Linked DNA regions of Mus musculus: region 2 is linked to region 1. Evidence: chromatin loops called from intact Hi-C (ENCODE). Cell type or tissue: heart. All regions are shown on one strand. Each heading gives the region's core, and the rest is flanking DNA. Links, peaks and the distances in the headings are about the cores only. Region 1 overlaps Gpr157 (G protein-coupled receptor 157). Region 2 overlaps Gm13067 (a long non-coding RNA gene).

Region 1 (2,909 bases), core at 274-2,773:
ATCCAGGATGAAGCTCACAGCCAGCCATTCCCCCTGACCCCATCCTAGCCACCGGCTGCTGTCTGCTTCCCAGGGTTCTTCCAACCTCCATCCTCTGAGGTCATCCACCTTTGTTTCTCAGCTTATCCCTGCCCCTCCACAATGCAGGATCCCCAGAGTGCAGGCTTGCCCACAGAAGGGGCAGAGGGAAGGATGGAGCCAGTCTAGGCTCTTGTATTCCTTGGGAATGGTTGTCATCGCAAGAAAAACGTTCAGTTTCAAATCACAATCAGATCTGCAAAACCAACTGAGGTGGCCAGCGAGAGGTGTCTGTTTGAGCCTGGTCTGGGACACTGAAGCCCTCGGAAGCCATATGCCTAGCATCCCTGAATGCCAACCTTCAACCCGACTCATTTTCAGCTCTCCTCCCTGTCTCCAGGCAGGAGATGATCTATGCTCCCACCTCCCTGCCCACTTCGTCTTCTTTTCTGAAAACTCTTGCCAAAGTGCAAGAGGAAACTGTCACATGCAGCGACCAGCCTGGCAAACTGAGGGCTCCTTGCCCTGCTCTAGAAAAGACAGAGGCACACATAAAAGGATGAAGCCTGGCAGAGCTGGGGGCGGGGCTTCATTCTCCAGGAGCAGCCCTCATCTTCCCAGTGGGAGGATGTATACGGGCATCCAGAAAGGCTCAGCCACTTGTCTGTGTGGGACACACTGTTGGCCCTGCCCTGCAGCCAGGACTCCAGTGGAGCCAGCAAGGACATGGCGCAGGTGAGGATCAGCTAAATGGAGAGCCAGGGTCTCAGAAGACACAGATGTAAATGCTGTACAGGGATGAGGTGTCCCAAGAACACAGATACCTACAAGAAGCATCTGTCAGTCAAAAGTGGCTGCTCAGGGCCAGACAGGATAGTCTTTAATCCCAGCACTGGAGAGGCAGAGGCAGGTGGATTCTGTGAGTTCAAGGTCAGCCAGGGCTACTGGGTCAATCTCAAGCACGGAAGGACAAAGCAACCCAGTAAGACACACCCTCCCAGGGTTTCTGCCTTGAAAACTCAGGGGATTAAAAACTTAAAGTTTCTCACTGCTTGAGAGGCAGCGGCAGGAGAAACAAGAGTTTAAGGTTGTCCTCAGCTGTGTGATGCCAGTCTGAGCCAGATCAGACTCTGTCTCCGGGCTAAGGGATATAGTACATCTGATGGAGCTCTCACCTAGCGTGCATGAATCCCTGGGTTCCAGCCCCAGCACTGCCGAACTGGTATGCTGGTACGTGCCTGTAATCCTAACAGGAAGGTGGAAGCAGGAGCAGAAATGTAAGGTCATCCTTGACAGGACTATATCATGAGTTCAAGGCCAGCCTGAGCTACATGTTACCCCATCTCAACAAAACAAGGCCCGTCTCAAAAAAAAAAGTACATAAATACACGTTAGGAAATGGGGCTCTCACTGGCTGGAGTCTGAACTCAGTGCACTTCTTTGGAAGCCATCACTGCTTTAGCTACTGATCAGTTTATAGGCTCCCATCCTTCATAGGACAAGCCTCCTTTTCGGGATATCCCCGTGGATTTGTGGTCTCCATAATTCTGATCGCCGAGGGTAACTAGGTGCGTTATCTGTGGCCAACTCTACTTAGTAGCATCCTTGACCTTGATGTTAATTTCTTAATGTAATACCGAATCTTACCACAAGGGGGCAGTGCAGGACCATGTGCAAAATGTAGCTCTGCGGTCCAGCTACCTTTTATCTGTCTGAGCCAGCTCAGCCTGGAAGTCGGCCCAGGTACACAGTCCCTATGGCTTAGCGTTAGTTTGGGTCTTCAGAGATACAGCCTGTCCCCTAAGGGCCAGTGCAGTGGCACCTACCGCCCTGTTGATGTGCTTTCTGACCAAAAGGTACAGCAGAGGTAGCAAGATATAAGCCAGCATCTCCCACAGCTTCCCGGTCAGTAGCATCCACAGGACACGGTCCTCAGCCTCCAGGTTGATCCAGCACCAGCCCACAGACACATCCGAGGCATCATAGCCTATCTTCTTTAGAGAGACGGCTGCCACTGTGATGGCCAACGGGACACCCCAGCTGAAGAAGAATGAGAAGAGAGAGATGCCAAGGTTAGCCCATAACACCCTATAGTGTTAGCATGGGCAAAACTGACTGGGGTTCTCTCAGAAGAGGACAGTGCTCCCCAAACCAGCATCAGTGCTCCTACAAAACAAGGGAGGGCAGGAAGGGCATGGGAAAGCCTGCTCTAATTTAGAATGCCAGGACTTTAGGGCTGGGGATGTGGCTTGGTTAGAAGGGAGACAGATGGCCCTCTCTAGCACCACAGAAACTGAGCATGCTGGTAACTGCCTGTAGCTCAGCGCTTGAGAGGTGGAGACAGATAGACCACTGTGAGATCCAGGTCAACCTGGACTACACAGTGAGATGCTAGCCTGGGCTACAGAGTGAGACTCTCAAAACGCAGCTCAGTGGTCAAGATTACTGTCTGCTCTTCCAGGAGTCTAAGCACCACATGGTAACTCACAACCATCTGGGGCCGAGGGGATTTGCTGCCCACCCGTAGCGTACAATTCCCAATCCAGACCCTGGTTTCTCCCAACCCCAAGCTGCCCCAGGTTGCCAGGGGACTGAAGGAGGGTTGAAACCTCACACAAATGCTGGTATTTGCAGACTGGTACAAATGGGTAACTCCAGTTTCAGGCCATCCCCCTCTTCTGGCACAGGTGAGCAGACAGACACACAGGCAAAACACTCATACTGAAAAAGGAAATAATTTTAAAAGAAGGTGCGGCCAGATGGTTCCCGTTTCTACAAGCCCTGCATTGAGGGGTGTGGGCCCCGGTCTGCAAACATCAGCATGTACGCCAAGGCTTAAACACTCCAGTCAGTCTCAGCAACTAGGGGGAGCTTGGGGCTGAAGGATTTGG
Region 2 (2,909 bases), core at 134-2,633, 64 kb after region 1:
TAATCCCCAGAACCCACTGGATAGAAGACCAGAACTGACTCCTGCCTTTTATCTTCTGATTTCTGTGCTTGTGTATCCCCAAGACACTCAAAGAATGAATGAAAATAAGGTTTAAAGCAAGTCAAAATAAAAAGAAAAAAAAAACTTTTGTTTGCTTATTGGTCCCATTGAAGGTGGCTCTGGCTAAGTTTCTTGGTTGCTTCTCGGTAACCCTGTCAAGGTCACCTAGATCTCAGCAGGGGTCTGGCAGCTCTACCGATCTGCAGTACACTCAGGCTGGTAGAATACAGACTTCCACTTTGACCTAAAGCGGAAGTGACCAAGACAGGACCATCCAACACAGACATTAGAGTCTCTAAAGAGTGTTTTATCACAGAGAAGCAAGACAATCTGATTTAAGCAAATGGGCCGATTTCTAGAGGAGTGCAGTAGTTCACCTCTGTACAGCTGAAGGTCATCAAGGCGCGTTGATGACAAGAAACCATTTGAGAAGAAACAGGGACCTCTCTGGATACAAAAGTGAACTGAGATGCCTAACAGATACTGCCACAGATGGAAATATCTTTCAATTCTTGAGGGAGAGGTTGACAGGATAAGAATGACACCAAAGCTGTGGCTGGTTGCTGTCCACGTCTGTGCTTGTCTTTTGGTGATATTCAGCAAGCATGGGTTGGACAGAGCCCCTTGAAAAAAGGGGTTTGTGAGGGGGGAAGAAAATCAGCAGAGGCCGAGTTCAGGACCTACTTTGGCCACCCTATAGAATGATAGACCTTCCTTGGGAATATTTCTGGTAATCGCTGGTGCATAAATGACATGTCATATCGGCTCTAAGAAATGAGAACCGCGGTGAAATTCCCACAAATACACCACACTGCACTGCAAAAATAAGATGAGGGTGGATTCAGGAGGTGACACCGGTACCAAACCGCCCCAGACATTCCTAAGCAAACTTATTAGTTGAAAGAAAAAAATTGAAAAACTATTGCTTGCCTCAATTCACCGGACCATGGAAAACTGAAAAGCCCTTTCTTGGAAACAGGCTTGCCAGACTGAGCGCCGGCTCCATTTCCTTACCGTGTCCTTGGGAGCCACCTGCTGGACAATGTCTGAATTACAGCGCCAATAACCAGACAGCGAGCCGCCAGACCCAAGTGGCCCTGATTTTCCAGAATTGCAGAGGAGGAACTATAAAAGCAGCAGAATGGCTTCTCCCCTTGGCAAGTTGCCCAGTGACAGTTGTAAACCAGGGGTGCTGCAGAGGCGCTCAAAGGGAGTGAAGCAGAATTGTCTCGTATTCACCTGGCTTTGCTCATGGTCCCTGTGTCCCCTCCAGATCCCCAGTTTCTTTACCTTGTCCTATAGCACCATCGGGGCACCTGGTGGGTCCAGCGCTGATGATCTCATCATTACTCCATATGGCAGGCTGAAACCTGTCCTAGGGGATCCCAGGTCAGCCCTGAGCCTTCCATGTCCTTGGGAAAGTCAGCTCTCCTCCGGATCTCACTTTCTTCAGCTCCAAGCACAGCTCAGGGGTTGGATGGATAATTTCCAGTTCTGGCTTAGTCTAGAGTGTCTGCGAAGTCACTGTGCTTTGGGCTTCAGGGTTAAAGTTTAAGTGTGTAAAAGGAATGACAAAGCTTGATCCTTTGTCAGATCTGCAGAAGACAGACAGTGGGGCTGCTGCTTACCACAGACACGATGGAGTGCTGCAGGCCCGGGATCCCATGAGCAACTTAGTATCTTTCCCTGTGACCCCTGCCTTTGCCTGACTTCCAGAGTCTGGGCGCTGCCTCTTCACAGGGTAACCTCAATCAGCATGCAATTGCCAGATGGAGGCCAAACTCTGGTAGCTGTCAACTCTCCCTTGTACCCGAGTCCCTGGAGTGACCACTTGGTTCTGCCTGAAGGGTGAAGCACTTCTGGAGAGCCACCTCACCCTGCGTCCTTGGCAGGGAGACACAGCCGCAATGCTGTCCTGTCCTGGGCTGAACAAGAGAGTTCCCGGTGTCAGTTCTGGGACAGCCACAGGCCTAAACAGTTCCTAAAACTGATTACATCAGCACAGAAACACCAGGGTCTGCTGGCCCCGTTACTCTGGCTATCTCAGTATCTTCTCGCCAACTTCCCTCCTCCCTCTTCCCAGCACAATGCAGGCCTCAAGGGCGACCTGTGAGGAGAAGACCCTCAACCCAAAGCAGGAAAATGCGGGCATGGGGACAATATGTTTTCCAGCATGAAGTTCAGGGTCCGGAACAGTGAGCAGCCCCAGCCTCTGGAGTGTCTCACAACTGTGAGCAAGCCTACAACAGTCAGCTCGAGGGTGTGCAGCATGCTGTGACTTCCCACTTTGCCCGGGAGACCAGGAACGGGCTCCTGGGTGACAATTTCAAGCTATTGCCTGAATAAAGTCTTTCCCTACCAACAACGGGGGAGAGGATGCTTCCTGGACCCCCGAGGCTTCCCTCTCTGTTTCCAGGCCTTGCTTCCTGCCACGAAAACCCATTTCTTCACCCAAGAGGGCCACCAGCAGCTATGGACCCCACCCACATTCACTGGATTGCTTTCCCTCTGCAGAGGAAGCTGGACATCACATCCAACTTCAACCTTCTGCCAATGGACTACACGCTGCGGGGCGCACGAACCTCTCCCCACCACTTCCAAGCCGTTCTTGTCACAGACTGCCCCAGAAATGCCAAAGGAGAACATTCAAGAATAGGATCCCAGTAGGTCCCTGCCTCTCACCTATCAGATGCCTGAGTTGGAAACCCCATCCTTACCCCGAAACAAGAAGGCAGCCTTGTCTTCCAAGCTGCAGTCTCAGAGCGGAAGATCCAAAGCTGGTGCCCGGACACAGGTTCTCCGGTCTGGTCCCAAGCCCTCCTAACCCTTCTGAGGGTCTGTCTTGTTCT

What was found. Peaks named below come from ENCODE experiments on the same cell type or tissue, not always from the same donor. Only the 100,000 strongest peaks of a DNase experiment are listed, where the experiment ranks them.
Region 2: it touches region 1 in a loop (8-fold over the local background); 33 of 42 quality-filtered maps call a loop at or near these places.

The regions. Positions count from the first base shown.
Region 1 is chr4:150,097,907-150,100,815 of GRCm38, reverse strand. It overlaps Gpr157 (G protein-coupled receptor 157), which reads right to left. Exons shown (of 4, transcript NM_177366.3): 2 at 1,845-2,058. Among named protein-coding and RNA genes, the nearest start is that of Gpr157, 12 kb to the right of the region's middle. In heart, for the core only: no CTCF peak of the experiment used is centred there; a DNase peak (open chromatin) is centred at 1,765; H3K27me3 peaks cover 1,597 bases.
Region 2 is chr4:150,033,750-150,036,658 of GRCm38, reverse strand. Gm13067 (a long non-coding RNA gene) reads right to left here. Exons shown (of 7, transcript XR_390962.2): 4 at 1,351-2,909. Among named protein-coding and RNA genes, the nearest start is that of Gm13067, 5.8 kb to the right of the region's middle. In heart, for the core only: a CTCF peak has its summit at 1,104 (motif pointing left); a DNase peak (open chromatin) is centred at 1,298; H3K27me3 peaks cover 1,478 bases.